2 separate regions of the Homo sapiens genome follow, and region 1 is linked to region 2. Evidence: read pairs that join two places in POLR2A ChIA-PET (ENCODE). Cell type or tissue: Caco-2. All regions are shown on one strand. Links, peaks and the distances in the headings refer to the core of each region. The heading gives the core; the rest is flanking DNA. Region 1 overlaps COG4 (component of oligomeric golgi complex 4). Region 2 holds the start of ST3GAL2 (ST3 beta-galactoside alpha-2,3-sialyltransferase 2).

Region 1 (8,000 bases), core at 1-8,000, 55 kb after region 2:
TGGGATTACAGGCGCCTGCCACCATGGCTGGCTCATTTTTTGTATTTTTAGTAGAGATGGGGTTTCACCATCTTGGCCAGGCTGGTCTTGAAGTCCTGACCTCATGATCCACCCGCCTCAGCCTCCCAAAGTGTTAGGATTACAGGCATGAGCCACCTCACCTGGCCTTGATCCTGATTTAAAAAAAAAAAAAGTTTTTTTTTTTTTTGTAGAGATGAGGTCTCACCACATTGCCCAGGCTGGTCTCAAACTCCTGGCCTCAAGTAATCCTCCTGCCTTGGCCTCCCAAAATGTTAAGCTTACAGGTATGAGCCACTTGGCCTCAATCCTGTTTTTTCATTAGGCTACCCAAGAAACACAAGCTAGGGCTGGATGGAGCTATGCATCTCATTTCGTAGATGAGAGGACTGAGGCTCAGAGGGCTAAGGGACTTGTCCAAGGTCACACGCCAACTATGTGCTGGAAGATCTAATTTGTGTGTTATTTTGAGATAGAGTCTGCTCTGTCGCCCAGGCTGGAGTGCAGTGGCACGATCTCAGCTCACTGCAACCTCTGCCTCCCGGGTTCAAGTGATTCTCCTGCCTCAGTTTCCCAAGCAGCTGGGATTACAGGTGTCTGCCACCATGCCCAGCTAATTTTTGTATTTTTAGTAGAGATGGGGTTTCGCCATGTTGGCTAGGCTGGTCTCGAACTCCTGACCTCAAGTGATCCACCCGCCTTGGCCTCCGAAAGTGCTGGGATTACAGGAATGTGCCACCGTGCCTTGCCTGGAAGATCTAATTTGAATTCTGATCTTCCAACTCCTGAGCTTTTCTCCCTGGTCCAAGGATGCCTTGCTATCATGTCAGTCACCAAAGAATCCCCTCAAGTGTGGCTCAATGTCACCAAGATAAGTGTCTTCACCATGATGTTTGTATAGGGCTCTATCTCAACATGGGAAAAGATGGCTGCTGACCACTGATAGGCAATTTCCCTCGTACCTCCAGTGTCTTCTTCAGAGTGGAGATGTTTTCACTGCAGACTTCCACGTTGTTCAGAGTCACCTGGGAGATGAGGAAGGAAGAACGTGACTTCCTGCTGACTGTGCCTGCCACCCACTCCAATGCCAGACTGGCTGACAGCTGTGCTCCATGAAGCTCAGAGAAGGGCTGGCTGGAGTTCAGACTTGCGCTAATGAAAACCCACACTGCTACATCTGAGCAGGACGCTCAGATCTTGGATTGGGCAGAATGGGGAAGCAGGCTCGCCCTTTCTTCTGTGCCTGATGACAGGGAGCCTAAAGCTATCAGGACCTCAGAGGTAGTGAGCTCAGGTTTCAGGTCTTCTTTTTTTGTTTGTTTTTTTGTTTTTTTGAGATGGAGTCTGGCTCTGTCACCCAGGCTGGACTGCAAGCTCTGCCTCCCGGGTTCATGCCATTCTCCTGCCTCAGCCACCCGAGTAGCTGGGACAACAGGCGCCCGCCACTACGCCAGGCTAATTTTTTGTATTTTTAGTAGAGACGGGGTTTCACCATGTTAGCCAGGATGGTCTTGATCTCCTGACCTCATGATCTGCCCACCTCGGCCTCCCAAAGTGCTGGGATTACAGGCGTGAGCCACTGCGCCCGGCGAGGTTTCAGGTCTTCTTGTACTGTGTTACCTACAGAGCAGAAATGACTCAGGCATACAGGTCCAGGATAAGTTCTGAGGCTCCAAACGGTCAAGCCCCAGGTCAGTGATACAAAGCCTGACATTCATTAAAGAAAAGCTTCCAGAGAGCCTGCCACCTATGAGGTATTTTCTCATTCTTTATCTCATGGAGTCTGCTAAATACCCCCATAGAACACGTATTATCAAGCCCAGTGCACGGGAGGAAATGAGACTCCTCAGAAGGTAAAATGATTTGGCCAGGCACGGTGGCTCACGCCTGTAATCCCAGCACTTTGGAAGGCCAAGGCGGGTGGATCACCTGAGGTCAGGAGTTCAAGAACAGCCTGGCCAACATGGTGAAACCCTGTCTCTAATAAAAATACACACAAAAAAATTAGCCAGGCGTGGTGGTGCACATCTGTAGACCCAGCTACCAGGAGGCTGAGGCAGGAGAATCGCTTGAACCTGGGAGATGAGAGGTTGCAGTGAGCTGAAATTGTGTCACTGCACTCCAGCCTGTATGACAGAGCAAGACTCTGTCTCAAAAAAAAAAAAAAAAAAAAAAGCTGGGGCAGGGTAGCTCATGCCTGTAATCCCAGCACTTTGGGAGGCCGAAGCAGGTGGATCAAGAGGTCAGGAGTTTGAGACCAGCCTGCCCAACATGGCGAAACCCCGTCTCTACTAAAAATACAAAAAATTAGCCAGGCGTGGTGGCGGGTGCCTGTAATCCCAGCTACTCGGGAGGCTGAGGCAGGAGAATTGCTTGAACTTGGGAGGCGTAGGTTGCAGTGAGCTGAGATCACGCCACTGCACTCTAGCCTCGGTGACAAGAACAAAACTACGTCTCAAAAAAAAAAAAAAAAAAAAAAAGTAAAATGATTCACGAAGGTCTGACAGCAACTGATTCAGCAAATATTTACTGAGCACCTGGATGTGCCAGGCACAGTTCTAGGCACTGAGAGAAAGCAATTAACAAAAAAGACATGGTCCACTCCTCACAGAGCTGACATTCCAGAAGGGAAGCCAGATAGTAAACAAATGCATTATATAATGCCAGGAAGAATAATAAAGCAGGAAAAGGGACAGACACTCAGAGTGACAAGGCCACAAAGCTGGAGCCAGGCTTAGAATTCGGGTCTCTGAGCTTCCAGATGGATAAACAGGTGGAGGTTCCTGGACAGTGGCCACCTGGGGAGGGCATGGAAGCTCCATACCCCTTCCCCCATAATTTGCCCTATTCATCTCTTCATCTGTATCCTATATAATATCCTTTATAATAAACAAATAAACTAAAAAAATGAATTCAGGTCTCCCTACTCTGGTCCAAAGATGACTTTTTTCATAACACGACTGTCTTACAGACTAGGTGCAGAAATACCAATGATAAAAGTAGCATGGAGGCCAGGCGCAGTGGCTCATGCCTGTAATCACAGCAGTTTGGGAGGCCGATGCGGGCAGATCACCTGAGGTTGGGAGTTCGGGACTAGCCTGACCAACATGGAGAAACCCCGTCTCTACTAAAAAAAATACAAAATTAGCCGGGCGTGGTGGTGCATGCCTGTAATCCCAGCTACTTGGGAGGCTGAGACAGAAGAATCACTTGAACCCAGCGGGCAGAGGTTGCAGTGAGCCAAGATCGCGCCATTGCACTCCAGCCTGTGCAACAACAGCAAAACTCCGTCTCAAAAAAAAAAAAAAAGGTAGCATGGGCACGGTGGCTCACACCTGTAATCCCAGCACTTTGGGAGGCTGAGACGGGTGGATCACCTGAGGTCAGGAGTTCGAGACCATCCTGGCCAACATGGCAAAACCCCGTCTCTACTAAAAATACAAAAATTAGTCGGGTGTGGTGGCAGGTGCCTGTAATCCCAGCTACTTGGGGGGCTGAGGCAGGAGAATCGCTTGAACCTATGAGGCGGAGGTTGCAGTGAGCCAAGATCGCGCCATTGCACCCCAGCTGGGGCAACAAGAACGAAACTCCATCTCCAAAAAAAAAAGTAGCATGGGGCAAAATTATTAAGGCACTAATTGCTCTGGCCATTCAGAGGAAAGAACAAACTGTTTCGGTGTAAGGCATTCAAGGAAGGTTCCATGACAGGGTTGGTAGCTGAGCTGAACATAAAAGGGTAGAACATAATTCTGACAGGAGATGAAGGTGAGAACATTTCTCCACCCCCAGCAGCCTCTCTCCAGCTCACTGTCCTATTTGATATTTTCTTAATGGTCCTTAGGATTTCCTGACATTCTCTGGTTTATCTATTTCTTGTCTGCATGGATCTAGCCTGTTTTCTTCACCACTGCGTCTCTATACAGCACTGTCTACCTTTCTGCTTGATGGAAATATTCTAACTGCACTGTCTGGTATGGTAGCCCTCAGCCATGTGTGGCTATTGAGCACCTGAAGCATAGCTAGTACAACTCAGGAAGTGGATTTTTAATTTAAATGTAAATTTCAATAGCCACCTGTGGCTGGTGACTACCATGTTGGGCAGTGTAGCTCTAGAACCCAGAACAGTGCCTGATATTTAGAAGTTTCTCAATAAATATTTGTGCAATGAGTAAGAGAGTGAATGAACATATTCTGGAAAGGGGATAATATAAGCAAGTGCAGAATGGCACAAAACCCAAAAAGGTATTTGAGAAATAGCAGAGTCAGTTCACAGACACGTGCAGGGAAGTGGCAGGAGGTAGAGCTGCGAGGGGCAGAGACTGACGGGGACTTGGGTGCTCTGCTGCAGAGTTAGCCCTGTGACCTGTGGACAGTGGGCTGGCACTGAGGATTTTTAAAGCAGGTGAATGCCACATGAGCACAGCTGTGGTTCAGGAATACTCATCTAGAGGCCGTGGGAGGGAGGAAATAGAGGGCCTGGGGATCCCACTGCCTGTAAACTGGTCTGCTGGTGGCATGATGAGGAAGGCAGGGGTGAGGTAAGGAGGAGCCAGTCTTCGAGACATGAGTCAGGAGCTTCAGGATTTCAGGGTAAAAGGAGGATCTCAGAACCCCAGGGGCTGTGATTAGGAAGTCCCTCTCATCTTGCCCAGAGTGCTTCCCTTGTCGGTGTCCTGCAGCCAGTGCTGAAAGTCATGATGCTGACAGTGCTGCTTAGGCCACTCTGATTGTGGACAGATAAGCCTAAAGGTCTTTCTTTAATATGCCACAACATGAGGCCTCTAATGTCACAAGTTTCCAAATAACTGTCCTGTCCTGACAGCTGAAGGATGAAGGCCATAAGTGTTTCCAAGGCATTTAAGAGCACCAAGAATAACTGTCATGAGGACTTCTGGATTTGAGTTCAAATGGTATTGATTTCAAAGTTTCCCCTGTACTGACAGCCCTAGTAAGCGTGGATTCACTGGGTTTATTCCCTGCCCACAGTGCATGATGTCAGTAAATTTGGAGAATTCATCTAGACAGCCAAATGAATCAAGGTGACATAAAAAATAGGCCCTGCAATGGGAGTGATGACATTTTAAATACTTGGTGTCAGGAAAACCAGAAACCTGTCACCAAGCATTTAGCATCGCCTCTCTTTTTGGTCTTATCTTCTGGGGCCTCAAACAATGAAACTGTGTTAATGGGAGGTCCTCACAGAGCGAATATGCACTGGCCGGTTTTGGAGACATGTAGTCAAGTGGTGGAAAACGGAACTGGAAAGGTGGTATGGGTTAGAGTTAGGAGGCTTAAACAAAGACATCTAGCTTTGATGTGGTAGGCAGCAAGCAGCCAATGATTATTTCTGAGCACAGAAATGAAAGTAAGTTCTGTAAAAAAAATCACAAACAAAATAAAAATTTAAGTTGGTTCATGATGTGATGCTGGTTGCTGGGCATTTTGGCAAAGTTCTCCAAAGGTAACAACTTTCACAGGCAACAGTTTTTTGGATCTGATCTTTTTTTGGCAGCAACCATGATATCCTAGATTGACAGAAACCATACACAGGGCAAATATTTTCTATGACAGGAAGAGAGTGGGGCTGCCTAAACAGCTTTCACATTGGATCTGTCTCATAACTAGTTACTATGGGTTCCTCTGCACAGGGCTTGGTAGATATTAGCAAGTTTAGGCTTCTCTCTCTGCAAGTAACAGCTCTGAACTCTTTTGGGGGTCACAGATCCTTTTAAGAATATGATAACCAGGCACGGTAGCTCATGCCTGTAATCCCAACACTTTGGGAGGCCAAGACGGGTGGATCACTTGAGGTCAGAAGTTCGAGACCAGCCTGGCCAACATGGCAAAACCCAGTCTTTACTAAAAAAAAAAAAAAAAAAATTAGCCAGGTATGGTGGCGCATGCCTGTAATCCCAGCTACTCGGGAGGCTAAAGCAGGAGAATCGCTTGAACCTGTGAGGCGGAGGTTGCAGTGAGCCAAGGTCATGCCATTGCACTCCAGCCTGGGGAACAAGAGCAAGACTCCATCTCAAAAAAAAAAAAAAAAGAATCTGATAAAAGCTAAGGAAGGACCCTGTGACCCAAAAATGCATGTGAACATTTTTGCGTCCAACCCCACTTGTGGGCTACAGATGCTACTAGATGTTTCTTTCAGGCTCTGAGCCTCAGGAGTCAAGACTCAGGGTGCGGCCAATGTGGGGGATGGAGCAGAATGGACCTCGGACTGTGCTACTCCCATGCGTGCTAAGACAGCGTGTGCCAGAGAGGCCTGATCTTGAGCTTAGGATTCATCTGTGGTCTTTCTGGCTCATCACAAACTGGTTGTTGCTTTGTACAAATCCTTTCATCCTTCTGTGCTCCTCCTTTCCAAGCTGTCACACAATGGAAGGCTTGCTGCTTTATCACATCTGTCATTCTGGGTAGCAAAGGGCTTTAATAAAGCCTCCTTTCCAGAGGAAGTTGAAAGCCTAAGACATGTACTAGCAGAGCAGTGATGGCAGGCCCGAAGGACTGGCGCCTGCCCATGCTGCGGGCCTCTCCTCAGAGAAGCAGTCTGGTGGTCTGGCACAGATGGTAGAGCTGGTTCTGTGGCAGATGCAAGCCAAGCTTGGCACTCAGTGGGCTCCTGAGCAGCTGGCCAGTGCTCTGGGGAATGAATTCTAGGTGACAGCTGGACAGCCCAGCCTCTATCGTGGCTCAGGTGACTCAGAATATGTCCCTGAGTAAGAAATAGTTTCAGAACCTTCTGGGAGGAAATTCCCTTAAAGGAGGAATTTTCCTTCTATATAGACACTGGAGGAAAAGTCTCTAGCTAGAGGCCAATTATACTGTGGCTTAGCAGTGATAGCGTAACCTCTCGAGATAAACCAACCCAGCTCGTGAGCTGTGGGGTACCTACCAGGAAGGACATCTTCGCCTCGTCAGTACTCTCGATGCCTTTTGTGTCAAATTTGCCTTGCTGGAGGCTGCTGTGCATGATGTTCACGGCACTTGTCACCCCGCGCTGGATGTCCTGGAAGGTGGTGGCAGGAAAGCCCATCCGCAGCTTATTACACAGAACATCCCTGGGGGGCAGGATTGCATAGAGGAATTGACAGTGCTCAACTTGGCCACCAGGACAGAAGGGCCAGTCTTCACCACTCTGACCCAGCAGCACAAGGTGCTCTTTTAGGGGGAATAACCAGTCCTTAAGACCACTGTAGGAGACCTGAGGAGCCAGGGTATGAAAGTAACCAGCACCCCGTCAAGGACACTGATGTGACAAGAACATACAGGGGAGACTGGCCAATCTCTACTGTTCATGAGGCTTTTAGCCATCACCACTGCACTCCCAACAAAGCTGTGCGGCTTAGTGAACGCAGTACCATGTAGGAGTTGAGAACAGGTTTTGAGTCACTCAGTTCTGGATTCCACCACTGACTCCTAAGTGGTGGATCTTTGACGAGGACGGAATCTCCCTAAAGCACAGTTTCTTCATCTATAAAACAGAGCTAACAGTTCCTACTTCATAGGGTTGTTATTAGGACCTCAAAAGCGCAGGAGATTAGCATAGTGCTGGGCCTGTAGCAATGGTACCTATTGGTGGTATTATTCATCTGAACTGCCTGTTCTCTTTCCTACGTCTAAGGGCCCATAGCTCCTTCAGTCTAGTCCAGGGAACAGAAATTTGGCCCATGAGATATATGGCTGACCAACAGCTTCCTGGAGCCAAGGATACTATCTTAGGGATAGGAGCTGATGTCCTGTATAGAACTTAACTAGAATCATGAGGACAAAGGGCAGAAACAAATGGGCCTCAGGAATCAACAGGAAGGGCCTTTCTGCCTAGAAAGGAGAAAGGGAGTCAACTGTACCTGAAGTCAGACTCCAGCTCTGTGGTGGCGAGGTTGATCATGGCACAGAGACAGTCAATGCTGGAGCTGGACAGAGCCCGCCCAATGCACTTCTTAACAATGTAGAAGACATCATCCACCATGCTGGAT
Region 2 (16,559 bases), core at 4,415-12,414:
GCTTAGAGAGGGGTAATGACTTGCCCCGGGTCACACAGCACCAAAACCCTGTGGGTAGCTAAGGCAGCAAGAATCCTATATGCATTCAACCAGACCAAGCCCTAGACTGTGAAAATCAGCTGCACCCTCATGCCCCCTGAGAATAACAAGCTGCTTTCCCTTGAGGACAGCCAAACAGACCTGCCCTGATGCTCCTGGGCCCTCGGCCAGCCCAGGCCTCCACCTGGGCCTCTGGGCTGCCAACAGAGGGCCAGCAGGCCTCACTTTGTCTGCACAGCATTAGTGGCAGGGTATGCCCAGGGATCCAGGCTGGGCAGGAACTGCCAGGACTGGCAGCATGGGTGGAAGACAATGCCCTCTAAAATACCTCAGCCAGGTCTGAAGGGGCTGAGGTATGCAGACAGCTGGGCACTGCCACTTGAGATGAAAACTCACACTCATTCTAGAAGCCTACCCACTGTTGCTTTAAGGACAAGAGTAAATTGCTTTTCAGGCACTGAGGAAAATCCTTCATCAAACAGCCACCACTGTGATCTTGGGCTGCACCTCCTTGACACAAACTATTGACCTGCTTCCCATGCCACAGCCTCTTCCCGTCTAAGGAAGTACCAGTGTTGGCCCCCTTCACGAGGGGAGCCTGAATGGGATCCCCATTCCTCTCCTCACCATCTCCTCCTACCCATGGACCTGGGGTCTCCCCTGAGCCATGCTGGAGGCCCCAGAAACCAGCCAAACACTAAACAGGCCTGGATCCAGGGAAATACTAAGCCCTTTGGGACAGGAAGGAGCAGAGAGAGGGCCAGGCCCCAGAAACTCCCTTGTGGTCTGGCAACCCGAACCCAGGACTCACACTGCTCCCTAGAGCACCCAAGAGAGGTGGGAACCGAGGAGGCCGGGGTTCTCTCCTCTCCCTTTACTTTCCCACACAGCCTCATTCCCTTTGGTTGCTGCCATCTTTTCTTGTGTAGCCTAGGGACTCCACACAGGCCCACAGAAACTTTCACTTCCCCCTGAAACTCAGGTTCCAATTCACTGCCTGCATCAAATCGCTGGTGCTTTGTGTTTAACTGAACTTGGGTAGGAACAAAGGTTGGGGAAACCTGACTTACAGGGCAGGGGAGATTCCATATTCTACTAATGTCCCTTGCAAACAAAAAGGAAGCCTGCAAAGAAGACAGGAAGGAGGGGGCGTGGGGGAGGCAGGCAGCAGGGGGTGGAGAGGTGGGGGTGGCAGGGCGGGGCAATCTCCTGACGTGTGCCTCTCCTCATCTTCCCCTCTTCACTGTCAGCCCTAGTCCCTCTAAGTTCCCTTTAGCCACACAAATATCTTGTTGATTTTTCCACACCAAAGTAGTTCCCTGTAGACCAATTAGCTATTAACATTTGTTGCCAATTTTCTCCCTCCAAAGGCTGCTGACCTGCTGAGGCTGGGGGGCTGCTGCCTGCCCGCAGGGCTAGGACTGCTCAGTCAAGAGAGAAAAGACAGAGCAGGTCCTTGGGTCATGCCGCAACACCTCAGGGTCCCCTCTCTGCCCCTGGGCCCCGCAATGCCACCTCCCAGGAGGACGGGCCCCTTCACCTAGAAACCAATAGCATCAGAAAGAAGAAGCTGGGTTGTTTTCAACATCTGATACCAGAACTATGTGTGTTGTGTTAATTATCACCAACATGCAAATAAAATTTAGCCAGGTGGGAGGATCACTTGAAGCCAGGAGTTCAAGACCAGCCTGGGAAACACAGCAAAACTCCCATCTCTTTAAAAAAAAAAAAAAAAATTGGCCAGGTGCAGTGGCTCACCTCTGTAATCCCAGCACTTTGGGAGGCCGAGGCGGGCAGATCACGAGGTCATGAGATCGAGACCATCCTGGCTAATACAGTGAAACCCCGTCTCTACTAAAAATACAAGAAAATTAGCCAGGCGTGGTGGCGGGTGCCTGTAGTCCCAGCTACTCGGGAGGCTGAGGCAGGAGAATGGCATGAACCCAGGAGGCAGAGCTTGCAGTGAGCCGAGATGGCGCCACTGCACTCCAGCCTGGGCAACAGAGCGAGACTCCGTCTTAAAAAAAATATATATATATATATTTTTTTTTAACTTAGCTGGGCACAAAGTAGTGTACACCTGTAGTTGCTGCAGCTACTCAGGAAGCTGAGGTGGAAGGACCACTTGAGCCCAAGAGTTCAAGGCTGCAGTGAACTATGACAGCACCACTGTATTCCAGCCTGGGTGACACAGCGAGGCCCCATTTAGCATGATTGGTAAAATTTTTAAAAATTACATTTTTTCCTCTAGATTTACCTTGGCCCTTGTTCACCTTATTGTACATGGTAGTATCCACTGCATTAATAGTTGGTAAAACAGCAAACATATTTGAATTGAGGGAAAGTCCTCTTCACTCCAGGAAGATGACCTGCTCTAAGAATCTGCAGGGATAAGGCACCCTTCAGCATAGCTCCTCCTGCCTCCACCCAAGACAACTCTGTTCCCTCCCTCCCACCCATTTCTGCAGCAGGAAACCACCAGGGCTCAGCTAGAAAGCTAGGATTGCCCAAAGCCCAGCCTGTGCCCTGGAACCCTACAAGGTCCACAACGGCAACATGGAAGCCTGACAATATGTTGTAACTACAACAATGATTTATAAATAGCAACAAGAAGTACGCTAAAATGGCTGGTTAGGGACATAGGCAGGGGTCCCTGATGAGCATGGCATAACTGGAGGAAAAAGCCTGATTTCCCCCAGATAGCAGGCAAAGTTCAGACCCCCCTTCTTGCGACATGTCACTTGGAGATGTCTACCCTAATAGCTGAATGAGGACTTATCATTAACAAGCACTCTGAGCAGAGAGGAAGGAAAACTCGGTCTCAGAAAGCAGGGCCAGGCCCTTTAGTTGGTAAGGACTCAGGTGTGTGGGACGGAAGCTGGGACACAGGAACTGAAAGCACAGAAGGGGAAGGAGGAGAAGCCCATCCCGGGCTGCATGTGGAAACAGAAGAGATGCAAAAGCACCCAGCTGGCAGAGAGCCCCAGCTGTGTCCACCACATAGAGAGCCTCTGGGGCTCGGCGGCCCCACCGCCTCAGGGCAAGGCTCCCAACCTCAGGAAGCTCACCAGGATTCCGGGTGTGCGGTCAGCATAAGCACACAGCTCCTCCAAAGCGAGGCCACATCACCTTCTCCTAAACTCTTCCTCCTCCTGACTGCCCCATTTCAGTAAAGGAACCAGCTCTCATCACCAGGCACTGAAACTCCAAGCCCCAGCCCATCAGTGTCTGCTCTGAAGACAGCTACTTTTGCAAGCTCTCTAGACTCCGTCCCCTCTTTTCCACTTCTACTGCCAAGTGCCGGCCTGCATACCTCAATTGGACTCTATCTAGTTCTCCATCTCCTCCCTCCCTCCTCTCCCTGTCCCCTTATGACCCAGCCATACCCTGCTGCCAGTTTGCCCTCGGTCTGCTCAGAAACTAGTCAGACTAAAGCCCCCTGCTTCACCACCTGTCAGTTCAAGTCCTTATCCAGCACCTGTCTGGACAGATTTTTTGCAGTGTGTATTTTCTCTCCTTCTGGAGAGTTTTGCTTTTGGATGCAGGGTTGCGAGGGAACTGCCCAACATGCCACCAGCCCTTCCCTGGCCAAGGAAGGGAACAAGGGAACACGGCCCAGGCTGGGCCAACCAGACACTTCCTCCCTCAGATATGAATCCCAAGCAGTGATGACAAAATGAGTGAGCACAGCTGGAGCAGATGCATCCTGGCAACAGCGGTTCCCTGAAGAGACTGGCCTTTGGTTCCTGCTGCACCCACTCCAAGACCCTGGAGGGGACCTGGGTCCTGAGTCATCACTCTGATTTTATAGTTCCCACAGCTTTCCAAGGAAATGCTTTCCTGCCAAAGGCAGCCAAGTTGCTGCTTGCAACCAAATAGGATTCCTTACTACTTTCTAAATAAATCCCCTATGCTCTAGAAAAAAGGGACAACTCCCTAAATGTGCCTTGTGATAGCCTTTCTTTGTACCTGTTGGCCTGCACACCCCCTCCAGCCCACAGGCACTGCTTGGAAACCTACCCTTAGAGGCCCATCCCAAATGCCTTTTCTGAGCTCCCTATGGGGATGACTTCGACCTCCTTTAACTGGCCACATTTCCACTGTAGATCTATTGGTGGACTCGTCTTATCCCCCTCCCAGGAACAGCAACTTGGACATTACTGTCTCCTCCACAACACTCAGCACAGTTCTCAGCTCAAAAAGACTCAGACTTGGCCAGGCACAGTGTCTCACACCTATAGTCCCAGCAGTTTGGGAGGCCGAGGCAGGCGGATCACGAGGTCAGGAGTTCGAGACCAGCCTGGCCAACATGGCAAAACCCCGTCTCTAGTAACAATACAAAAATTAGCTGGCTGTGGTGGTGCGTGCCTGTAATCCCAGCTACTCGGGAGGCTGAGGCATGAGAGTCGCTTGAACCCAGGAGTCAGAGGTTGCAGTGAGCCGAGATCACACCACTGTACTCCAGCCTGGCAACAGAACGAGACTCCATCTCAAAAACAAAAAAAAAAAAATTCAGACTTTTGGGGGCAGACAACCCCAAAGGACAATTAAGGTTTGTTGAGCACATCAAGGAGCAGGAACTAAGAGCAGGGGCTGTGCATCAGAAAGACATGAGTTTCAACCCCAGATCCTCCTGCTGTCTGTTTGGGCACATCTGGTAAGTTCTGTAAGTCTCAGTTCTTCATCTACAAAGCAGCGGCAACAACACCCACCTTGCAGTGCTGCTGTGAGGATTCACTAACACCTGAGAGCATCTAGCACCATGCCTGGCTGGCAGCAAGCACTCAATGAACAGCAGCCATAATTCAGGCTATTAGCAGCAACTGGTTTAGCAGCCACTCCGTTGGCACTGGAATCAGGAGTCCCAGGGCCACTGTGTGACCCACAGTGTATCTCTGGGTTCCTCAGTAACCCTACCTGGGTCTGTATCTGCCTTATAAATGTTCCACTGACCTGTAAAACAACAGTTGGAAAATGCTTTGCAAAGCACAATGTAAGTGATGCCTCCTGCATTTCTAAATTTCAAAGACTCCCAGGTATCCTGTCCAGTGTGCAGCCATGGCAGGACTTTACTTGGCAGGCACCCCAACCCACTTGGTTGGGGAAACAGGCACAGGCCAGACGAGGGCCCGGTTCAGCAATTTGCTTCGATATCTTCACACAGCCACCCTTTTCCAAAGCCATGGCTCCTAAATTTCCTGCTTGGTTGTGGGGCCTTGCTTCAAATAACCGTGGGGCAGTGTCCCCCCAGTCATTACCAATCCTGGGCAACATCAGAATGAAAGAAAAGCCAAACCAGTACAGCTGCCAGAACAGCCTGGTGGGGAAGTAAGGTGGAAGAAAGTCCCTCTTAAGACTTTACATCTAGCTGGCTGGGCGCAGTGGTTCACGCCTGTAATCCCAGCACTTTCGGAGGCTCCAGCGGGCGGATCACCTGAGGTCAGGAGTTTGAGACCAGCCTGACCAACATGGAGAAACTCCATCTCTACTAAAAATACAAAAAAATTAGATGGGCGTGGTGGCGCATGCCTGTAATCCCAGCTACTTGGGAGGCTGAGTCAGGAGAATTACTTGAACCCGGGAGGTGGAGGTTGCGGTGAGCCGACATCGTGCCATTGCATTCCAGCCTGGGCAACAAGAGTGAAACTCTATCTCAAAAAATAAAATAAAAAATAAAATAAATTTTAAAAAAATACAAAAATTAGCCGGGCATGGTGGTGCATGCCTGTAATCCCAGCTATTCCAGAGGCTGAGACAGGAGAATCGCTTGAACCTGGGAGGCAGAGGTTGCAGTGAGCCGAGATCTCGCCATTGCACTCCAGCCTGGGCAACAAGAGGGAAACCTCGTCTCAAAATAAAATAAAATAAAATAAAATAAAATAAAATAAAAAAGACTACATCTAGCTGGGCGGAGTAGCTCACGCCTCTAATCCCAACAGTGGGAAGCTGAGGCGGGCGGAGCACCTGAGGTCAGGAGTTCGAGACCAGCCTGGCCAACATGAAGAAACCCCATCTCTACTACAAATACAAAAATCAGCCGGGCATGGTGGCAGATACCTATAATCCCAGCTACTTGGGAGGCTGAGGCAGGAGAATAGCCTGAACCTGGGAGGCGGAGGTTGCAGTGAGCTGAGATCACACCACTGCACTCCAGCCTGGGTGACAGAGCAAGACTCTATCTCAAAAAAAAAAAAAGACATCTGGCCAGGAGCGGTGACTCACGCCTGTAATCCCAGCACTTTGGGAGGCCAAGGCGGGCGGATCACCTGAGGTCAGGAGTTCGAAACCAGTCTGGCAAACATGGTGAAACCCCGTCTCTACTAAAAATACAAAAAGTAGCGGGGTGTCGTGGCGTATGCCTGTAATCCTAGGTTCCTGTCACCCCAGGAAGGGGTGGCCAACAAGGCCGAGACAAGAGAATTGCTTGAACCCTGGAGGCAGAGGCTGCAGTGAGCCGAGATCATGCCACTGCACTCCAGCCTGGGCAACAGAGTGAGACTTCGTCTCAAAAAAAGAAAAAAAAAAAAAAAAAGACTTCGCATCTGCTTGGATTAATCTCTCAAGAAATTGTGATGACCCCAAACCAGTGGTTCTCAAAGTGTTAGCCCTAGGGAGCTGGAGAGAGATGCAAAATATAGGCTCCACCAAGATTAAACCATAAAACTCTGGAGTCCCCTCACACACACACAATCTGTGCCTTAACCAGCTCTCCAGGAGACTATGACTCTCAGTCAAATGTGAAGAATCCTTCCCTAAACCTGTAACCATGAGACCTTCCGCTGTAATTCATTTACTGAACACCCACTAGGTGCTAAGGACCAAGCCAGGTGGTGGTATTTCAGAAAATGAGGACACATTTGAAGAGCATCCACAGTCTAATGAGAGCCAAAATGAAGTATACAAATATGGCCAAAATAAGGCAGGATGTGGTATAGGACAACGCAAAATAATCCATTTCCCACCCCTCTCCCCAGGCCCTACCCCTCAGGTCTTCTTTTGCCATGAAAAGACATGGAAAAACCAAGCCTCCCCAAATCCCCAATCCTGGTATTGCAGACTCCTTAATCCCAGGTGCCTTCTCGAGAAGAGTGGTCCTTACCCTGAGGCTTGGCCGGAGTAGAAATGCTCCCCTGAGGCCATAGCCAGTGGCTCTCAGAAGCTTGGCTTTATCTGGGATTTGCACTCCAAAAGTTCCCAGGAGCCATCAGCGTGCCACAGCACATCACAACAATGCGCTCCCAGGCAGGGTCACTCCCACAGGCCCCTGCCAGACTTGCAAGCAAGGGTGCAGAGGCAGACATAAACACCCACACAGACAGTTGGCCCCCTGGCCTCCCTTCCTCCATTCTCAAGTTACAAGGTTAAAAGCATCCAATTCACAGCCAAGGGGGAGGGCTGGGAAGGGGGTTGCTGAAGCAGTGAACCATCTGGTTCAGATCAAGATTGCTCCTTCAGGAACCCACATAACTCCTAGAGCCTCCTGTCCCTCCTTTCCTCCACCCAACCCACTGGGAAACTGGGGATTGGGGTAGAATGGATGACTATCCCCCTCTGCCCCCCCCGCAAAAAAAAAAAAATCTGAAGAGGACAAAACAAAAAACCTGAATAATACAGGCAAATCTGTGCCACCTCTCTGAGCCCTCGTTCCCTCTAAATCCTGAGTCCCACGACTAAACTTGAGATCACCGCCCACATACTCTGTGCCTTCCTCCACAGAGAGATCAGGGCAGCCAGCAGGCATCCCTCCCTGAAAGGGCAACCCCTCCAAAGTTAGCAGCAGAAGCAAGATGAAGCTTAGGGGTGTGGTCTCCCAGACTCCTCTTATGCCACCATCTCTCTAAAAACCAGCGATACCTTCCACCTGAGAAGGGCTTCAGAGCCCACCAGGCAAGGAAGGGGTGGCCAACCAGCTTCCAAACATCCGTCCCAAAGACGAGGCGGGAGTGTGTTACTGGCCAGAGGTCCCAGAGTGCCCTGTACTCCCCCGGAGGCTTTGACTGAAAAGAGGCCCCAGGTCCCTGCCTGCCCCCAGCACCTCTCTAGCCCCTTTCTCCAACACCACCTTTGACTCAATCCTCCGCTCCTTTACGCAGCTGTAAAGCAAGAGGGAAGATGGGAGACGGGAGATGGATGCAGTTGGCAAAAGATAAATCGAAAGGCTAACTTGAGCAAGCAAGCAATTGGTGCTGACTCCTCTACAGGCAGAGGGAACCCGGAGTGGGTTATGCGAAGGAGGGAAGGCCAACAGGAGCGGCAGGAAGCTAAGGGGAGACTCAAGTGAGCTCAGCCCAGAGCTGTAGCAGGGGGTGGGAAGTTTGGTCCAGTCACAGGGGAATGACTGGGGGTAAGAAATGACTTCCATTCCAAGGCAGAGAAGGAACAGGAGAGAGGAGAGACGAGGTTCAGACCAGCCTCCACGGGACTGGCGCTTTGGCCAAGTTTCTGGCTTCAGCCGTGCCTCAGTTTCCCCAAAGTAGGAAGGTCGAGCCGTGAGAACTGGGCCACTGAGGATGGTTAGGGGGCAGTGCCAGGTAGGGGAAAGATCACAGGGGAGAGAGGAAAGAGGAGCTGATGGGGCAGACAGGCTCTGGCCAAGAGTGGGGCCGGGGTCTCCCAGGTGGAGCAGAGGCCGGGAGACCCAGGGTTAGCGGTACGAACTAGGGAGTGGACTGGAAGTCGGGACCAGGGCAGAGAGCTCTTCCGAGGGCTGGGGCTGGGGCTGGGGTTGGGGTTGGGGGCTGCCGGCAAAGGAGCGGAGCGGGAGCCCTGGGAGGCTGGGAGCGGCTGGACGTGCAAAGCAGAAGGCGGGGATCCGGAATGAGGCCAACGCGCGCGGACCCCCGCCCACACGAGGGAGCCCGGCGCCCCGACCCGGGGGAAGTTGCCGGGCTGGAACGGGCCGGTCTGGGCCGCTGGGCCGCGCCAGCTGCCCGCGCAGGGGAGGTCTGGGCAGCCGGGGGCCCGGGGCGCTCTGCATCCCGCCCGCCCTCATCCCACCCGCGCACCTCAGTCAGCGCCCGGCGCCGCGCGGGCCATGCTCGCCGCTCCGGCCGCCGCCGCCGCCCGCGCAGAAAGCCGTCGCCGCCGCCGCCGCCGCCGCCGCCGTCGTCCGGACCCGTTAGCTCGCAGCTCTCTCGTCCGCCCGCCGTGGGCTAGTCCCGCCCTTGCCTGGCCCAACCCTCCCCGAGCGCCGCCGCCGCCGCCGCCTCAGCCCGGCCCCTCCCCCCACCCCTGCCCGGCTTGAAGGGAAGGGTGGGGGACAGGGGCGACTGCCCCCACCCCATTCACATCCTCCCCGTCTCTCCCTCCCTCCGCCCCCCGCACGCGCGCCGGCATGCTGGGATATGGAGTCCAGCGGGCGCTGGGTCGCTAGGGGCGCCCCGCATCCAGGACTACATCTCCCAGAAGACAGCGCGCGCATCCCAGGGATTGTGGGCTTTGTAGTTTCGCTAGGGCTCAGGGGGTCCGCCGTGCAGGAGGGGAGACGGAGGGGGATGGGAAGTCTTCATTCTCAGAAGGCCGGGCTCCAGCGGCTGGAGCAGACGGCCCCGAGCCGGGTTGGATACGTGGGTTCCTAGGGAGGTGCACACTAGCCGAGGACGCCTCTCAGATGCTGCTGTGGCCAGCTGCTGACGAGCCCGGCCGGAGGGCACTGTTCCCACTCGCGCTCTCAAAGAGCCGCGACCTGAGGCCAGCTTGGCTTCACGCCCGGGCTCTGAAAGCCCGAGCTGCGGTGGGGCCGCTGCGCCCTGGCCTGAGGGGAGAGAGACCCCATCAGCGGTGCGAGCGGGGGTTTGGCCTCGCTGGACTTTGTGTTCCCCACCTAGGAAAAGAGGAAAAGGGGGCAGAGTGTCTATTGGTTCCTCATCCACCGGGGCATCTCCCCCTTGCAGGCTCTCTCTTAGATGCCCGTAGCTTCCTGCTGTTGAGGGTAAAGTGAATGCATTTTAAATATTTGCCATGTCTTTTATTAGCCCATCCTTTCCCTAACTTCCGCACCTATTTCAAAACCTTTATGAAACTCCAGGTAGACTGCAGTTTCGCCCTCCAACAGGCTGAAGTGAGGCTGAAGTGGTTCTGAATTTTTGGTGTGTATGGGATCCTCTTGGCCAGCTTGTTTAAACGCAGATTGCTGCCCCCACCCTCAGCTTCTGGTTCTTTTAGCTCTAGGGCAGGCCCCAGAATTGGCATTGCTACCCCGTCTCCAGGTGTTGCTCATGCTGCCGGTTACTACCTTGATAACCTGATAACCTCTGCTGTTGGTGTTTGCTGCTAACACACCGGTATCCTCTTTCAAGGATGGCCCTTGTGTGGGATAATTAATAATGGCCCTGAAGAGCCAAACCCGGAAAGGCAGGGTCCCAGTCTAGTCCCCTTTAGCACAGGAACGCTCTTTGTTTTTGCTCAAGGTCTCACTGTCGCCCAGGCTGGAGTGCAGTGATGTCATCACGACCCCAGCACTTTGGGAGGCTGAGGCAGGTGGATCACATGAGGCCAGGAGTTAAGACCAGCCTGACCAACATGGCAAAACCCTGTCTCTACCAAAAATGCAAAAATTAGCTGGGTGTGGTAGTGCGTGCCTGTAATCCCAGCTACTTGGGAGGCTGAGGCACGAGAATTGCTTGAATCTGGGAGTTGGAGGTTACAGTGAGCTGAGATCATGCCATTGCACTCCAGCCTGGGCAACAGAGTGAGACTCTGTCTTAAACAAAAAAGGGCCAGGCGTGGTGGCTCACACCTGTAATCCCAGCACTTTGGGAGGCTGAGGCAGGTGGATCATGAGGTCAGGAGTTCAAGACCAGCCTGGCCAAGATGGTGAAACTCCGTCTCTACTAAAAATATAAAAATTAGCCGGGCATGGTGGCAGGCGCCTGTAATCCCAGCTACTCAGGAGGCTGAGGCAGGAGAATCACTTGAATCCGGGGGGATGGAGGTTTCAGTGAGCCAACGTCGCGCCACTGCACTCCAGCCTGGCCGGCAGAGCAAGACTCCGTCTCAAAAACAAACAAACAAACAAACAAACAAACAAAACACCGGCAGACTCTCAACACAAGTGATTTTACCCACCCTCCTCCCTCCACATTAAAAGGCTTCTACAGAGGCGGGTCACAGTGGCTCACGCCTGTAATCGCAGCACTTTAGGAGGCCTAGGCATGTAGATTGTCTGAGCTTAGGAGTTTGAGACCAGCCTAGGCAACGTGGAAAAACCCTGTCTCTCTTTATAAAAAAGAAAAGAAGGCTGGGCGCCATGGCTCATGCCTGTAATCCCAGCACTTTGGGAGGCCGAGGCGGGTGGATCACAAGGTCTGGAGTTCAGGGGTGGCCTGAACTCTTCCAGCCTGGCCAAGATGGTGAAACTCCGTCTCTACTGAAAATACAAAAAATTAGCGGGGCGTGGTGGCAGGCGCCTGTAATCCTAGCTACTGGGGAGGCTGAGGCAGAGAATTGCTTGAACCCAGGAGGTGGAGGTTGCAGTGAGCAGAGATTGCACCACTGCACTCCAGCCTGGACAACAGAGCAAGAATCCGTCTCAAAAAAAAAAAGAGACTTAAACAGTAATATAGTTTCTAACAGCTCAAGGTCACATCCTGGGATGACCCAAACCCACCTTAAAGTGCCTGCCTGAGAAGGCGCACCACTGCCGAAAGAATTTACTGTTCCAGGCGACACCCAATCATAGGCTCTGACTACACTTTCTCAGAGCATTTACTAAAAAGGGCTCACAATTGTGAATTCCTTATCTGATCCTTTGAGATGTGTAAGTATCTTCTACAACTCAAGAGTGTCTTTCTCAAGGACCTGAAAGCCATTCCTTGAATGTCGTCATCCTGAAGGATAAGGCCTCTTTGTGGGAGGACAGAATCCTAACTTTGATAATTGCCAGCTAGTGGACAGAGCTGTACATTGACCAATCCTTTGCAATTTTTCATGTCCCTGACTCTACCGAACCCCTGCTTGCCACCTTCCCTACTCCTTCATCCACTTTAAAACACAACTAGGCCAGGAACAGTGGCTCACACGTGTAATCCCAGCATTTTGGAAGGCCGAGGTAGGCGGAGCACTTGAGGTCAGGAGTTCGAGACCAGCCTGGCCAACATGTTGAAAGCCCATCTCTACTAAAAATACAAAAAATTAGGGCCGGGCGCAGTGGCTCATGCCTGTAATCCCAGCACTTTGGGAGGCCAAGGCGGGCAGATCATGAGGTCAGGAGATCGAGACCATCCTGGCTAACACGGTGAAACCCTGTCTCTACTAAAAATACAAAAAAAATTAGTCGGGCCTGGTGGCGGGCACCTGTAGTCCCAGCTACTCAGGAGGCTGAGGCAGGAGAATGGTGTGAACTCGGGAGGTGGAGCTTGCAGTGAGCTGAGATCACACCACTGCACTCCAGCCTGGACGACAGAGCGAGACTCCGTCTCAAAAAAAAAAAAAATGCAAAAAATACAAAAAATTAGCCAGGTGCAGTGGTGGGTGCCTGTAGTTCCAGCTGCTTGGGCGGCTGACGCAGGAGAATCACTTGAACCTGGGAGGCAGAGGTTGCAATGAGCTGAGGTTGCAATGAGCTGAGATCGCACCACTGCACTCCAGCCTGGGCAACAGAGCAAGACTCTGTCACAAAACAAACAAAAAACACAAGTTATCTTGCCAGACTCACTGGCTTGTGCCTGTAATCCCAGCTACTCTAGAGGCCGAAGTGGCAGGATCACATGAGGACAGGAGTTTGAGACCAGCCTGGGCAGCGTAACAAGACCCCATCTCTAAAAAATAAATTTAAATTCCCAGTCACTTCTGTACAAATCAAAGTTGGGCCAAGTTCACGCTGGACCCTCTTCCCTATTGCAATAGTATATTACAAATTAAAATCTGTTCTTACCACCTTTTTTTTTTCTTTTTAGAGACTAGGTTTTGCTGTCTCACCCAGGCTGGAGTGCAGTGGTGTGATCATGGCTCACTGCATCCTCGAACTCCTGGGCTCAAGGGATCCTTCCACCTCAGCCTCCCGAGCTGGAACTACTGGCACGCACCACCATGCCCAGCTAATTTTTGTATTTTTAGTAGAGACAGGGTTTCACCTCGTTGACCAGGATGGTCTCTATCTGTTGACCTTGTGATCCGCCAGCCTCAGCCTCCCAAAATGCTGGGATTACAGGCATGAGCCACTGCTCTGGGCCTTTTTTTTTTTTTTTTTTTAATGTCTTTTTTGACTGGGCAAGGAGGCTCATGCCTGTAATCCTAGCACTTTGGAAGGCTGAGGCAGGCAGATCACTTAAGGTCAGGAGTTTGAGACCAGCCTGGCCAACATGGTGAAACCCTCTCCCTACTAAAAATACATAAGTTAGCCGGACATGGTGGCGGGTGTCTGTAATCCCAGCTACTCGGGAGGCTGAGGCAGGAGAATCACTTCAACCCTGGGGGCAGAGGTTGCCGTGAGCCAAGATCGCACCACTGCACCCCAGCTTGTGCGACAGCCTGCCTCAGCTTCCCGAGTAGCTGGATTGTGCCACTGCACTCCAGCCTGCATGACAGAGCAAGACCCTTGTCTCTCAAAAAATAAAAGAAAATGTACCAAGTAGCTAATAGGAAATGTGCAATCATACAGTACTTGTCCTCTTGTGACCAGCATATTCTACTTAGCATAATGTCCACAAGGTTCATCCATATTGTAGCATATGTCAGAATTTCCTTCCTTTGTAAAGCTGGATAATACTCTATTATATGTACATACCACGTTTTCTTTATTCATTCATCTGTCAATGATGGGTTGTTTGTAGCTCTTGGCTACTTTAAATACTACTGCTATGAACATGAGTGTACAAATATCTCTTTGAGCTCCTGCTTTCAATTGTGTTGTCTATTTTCTTTTTTTCTTCGAGACAGGGTCTTGTTCTCAATTTTTGCTTCAAAATAATCCAGGTTTGAGGTATAGGTATAGATACAACAAGGTTGGTTAAATTGATAATTATAGAAGAGATGAGGCCACGCATGGTGGCTCACACCCATAATCCCAGGACTTTGGGAGGCCGAAGCAGGCAGATCACTTGAGGTCATGAGTTTGAGACCAGCCTGGCCAACAAGGCGAAACCCTGTCTCTACTAAAAATACAAAAATTAGCCGGGCATAGTGTCACATGGCTGTAATCCCAGCTACTTGGGAGGCTGAGGCAGGAGAATGGCTTGAACCCAGGAGGCAGAGGTTGCAGTGAGCAGAGATCGTACCACTGCACTCCAGCCTGGGCAACAGAACGAGACTCTATCTCCAAAAAAAAAAAAAAAAAAAAGAGGGGATGAGTAGTTTCTCTGGGTTAATTAATTATAACAATTTTTCATCTTTGAATATATTTGAAGTTTCCATAATAAAATGATTTTTTGGCTGGGTAAAAACTAATCAGGCGTGGTGATGCATGCCTGTAGTCCCTGCTATTTGTGAGGCTGAAGCAGGAGGATCAATTTAGTCTGGGAGGTCCAGGCTGCAGTGAACCATGATTGTGCCACTGCACGCTAGCCTGGGCAACAGATCAAGTGAAATTGCTGGATCATATAGTAATTTTTTTTTTTGCTCATAATCTTTATTGGAAAATGGACACCAAAATAGATCACTATTGTATACTTTGCAAAATCAAACATAATTATGAATACATTATCTTGGTAGATGAATTAGAATTGCTAGACTTATGATAAGGCTTTCTGTGAGATAACACAGATTCAGGAAGTGGTGTGGATCACTCCATTTGTGTTGCTTTCCTCTAAGTGAACACCCTCTGTGAGTCTGGGCTTTCCTTCTGTAGGCTGATACTGTTGAACAACCCACACAAAGAACCACTGTCTGAGCATGGCTGAAAACTATGGTAATCTTGGGACAATCTCAACATTTTACAACCATAAAATAAGAATTTGGACTTTGAACTAGCCATTTCTTTTATGATTTTTCTTTTCCTCTTCCAAAGACGGATGTAATAAATCTGTAGCCAAAGACTTGATCCTTTCGCAAGCCCTGCCTGTCCAGTCCAGATCTAGTAATTCTAGTGTTTTTTTTGTTTTGTTTTGTTTTTGAGATGGAGTCTTGCTCTTTTGCCCAGGCTGGAGTGCAATGGTGCAATCTCAGCTCACTGCAACTTCCATCTCCCGGGTTCAAGCGATTCTCCTGCCTCAGCCTCCTGAGTAGCTGGGATTACAGGCACATGCCACCACACCCGGCTAATTTTTGTATTTTTAGTAGAGATGGGGTTTCACCATATTGGTCAGGCTGGTCTTGAACTCCAGACCTCGTGGTCCACCTACCTCGGCCTCCCAAAGTGCTGGGATTACAGGTGTGAGCCACCGCGCCCGGCCTTCAATTTTTTTTTTTTTTTTTTAGTATGGAACGCTTCATGAATTTGCGTGTCATCCTTGCGCAGGGGTCATACTAATCTTCTCTGTATCGTTCCAATTTTAGAATATGTGCTGCCGAAGCGAGCACTCTAGTGTTAATTTTTTGAAGAGCACCATACTGTTTCCCGTATCTGCTGCACCATTCTCCACTCCCACCAACAGTGGACAGGCTTCCAATTTCTCCACACCTTCACTAACACTTATTTATTTATTTATTTGAGACAGAGTTTCGCTCTTATTGCCCGGCTGGAGTACAATGGCACGATCTCAGCTCACCGCAACCTCCACCTCCTGGGTTCAAGCGATTATCCTGCCTTAGCCTCCCGAGTAGCTGGGATTACAGGCATGCACCACCATGCTCTGCTAATTTTTGCATTTTTAGTAGAGACGGGGTTTCTCCATGTTGGTCAGGCTGGTCTTGAACTCCTGACCTCAGGTGATCCCCCTGCCTCAGCCTCCCAAAGTGCTGGGATTACAGGCGTGAGCCACCGCACCCAGCCTAACACTTGGTATTTTCTCAGAGCATCACTCTTCTTTTTTTTTTTTTTTCCCTCTGTACCTCAATGGGATGCAAAGGGAGCATCAAGTTTCCCCTTACCCTTCTCCTTCTCCTTCCCTTTCCTCTCCTTCTCGTTGTCCTTCCTCCTTCTTTTTTTTTTTTTTTTTTTGGACAGAATCTTGCTCTTTTGCCCAGGCTGGAGTGCAGTGGTGTGATCTAGGCTCGCTGCAACCTCCGCCTCCCAGGTTCAAGCAATTCTCCTGCCTCAGCCTCCCGAGTAGCTGGGATTACAGGTGCCTGCCACCATGCCCAGCTAATTTTTGTATTTTTAGTAGACACGGGGTTTCACCATGTTGGCCAAGCTGGTCTCGAACTCCTGACCTCGTGATCCGCCCGCCTTGGCCTCCCAAAGTGTTTGGATTACAGGCGTGAGCCACTGTACCTAGCCACATCACTCTTAATAAAACAAATGCAGATGAAAATCACCACACTGAGATATCATTTTTCACATACCAGATTGGCAACAATCAAAAAGCTTGATAACTATCTTGGCAAGAGTGTGGGGCATTCTTATCCACTGCTAGTGTAACTGGAAATCTGTGCCACCTAATCCCAAAATTCTGGGATTACAGATGGGAGACACCATGCCCGGC

The links. ChIA-PET counts read pairs that join two places held together with the same protein. Peaks named below come from ENCODE experiments on the same cell type or tissue, not always from the same donor. Only the 100,000 strongest peaks of a DNase experiment are listed, where the experiment ranks them.
Region 1: POLR2A ChIA-PET joins it to region 2 with 6 read pairs; 8 of 35 experiments call an interaction of 5 or more read pairs at or near these places.

What each region holds. Positions count from the first base shown.
Region 1 is chr16:70,489,350-70,497,349 of GRCh38, forward strand. COG4 (component of oligomeric golgi complex 4) reads right to left here. Exons shown (of 19, transcript NM_015386.3): 11 at 7,872-8,000; 12 at 6,917-7,082; 13 at 981-1,043. Among named protein-coding and RNA genes, the nearest start is that of COG4, 30 kb to the right of the region's middle. In Caco-2, for the core only: no CTCF peak of the experiment used is centred there; no DNase peak of the experiment used is centred there.
Region 2 is chr16:70,429,905-70,446,463 of GRCh38, forward strand. It overlaps ST3GAL2 (ST3 beta-galactoside alpha-2,3-sialyltransferase 2), which reads right to left and starts at 9,196. Exons shown (of 7, transcript NM_006927.4): 1 at 9,045-9,196. It also overlaps the pseudogene RPS27P26 and the pseudogene RNU6-23P. RefSeq lists enhancers at 730-1,421, 783-892, 3,626-4,186, 7,148-7,327 and silencers at 8,868-9,067, 9,168-9,347. In Caco-2, for the core only: a CTCF peak has its summit at 9,416; DNase peaks (open chromatin) are centred at 7,357, 8,301, 9,367, 10,265 and 1 weaker place; H3K4me3 peaks cover 2,503 bases.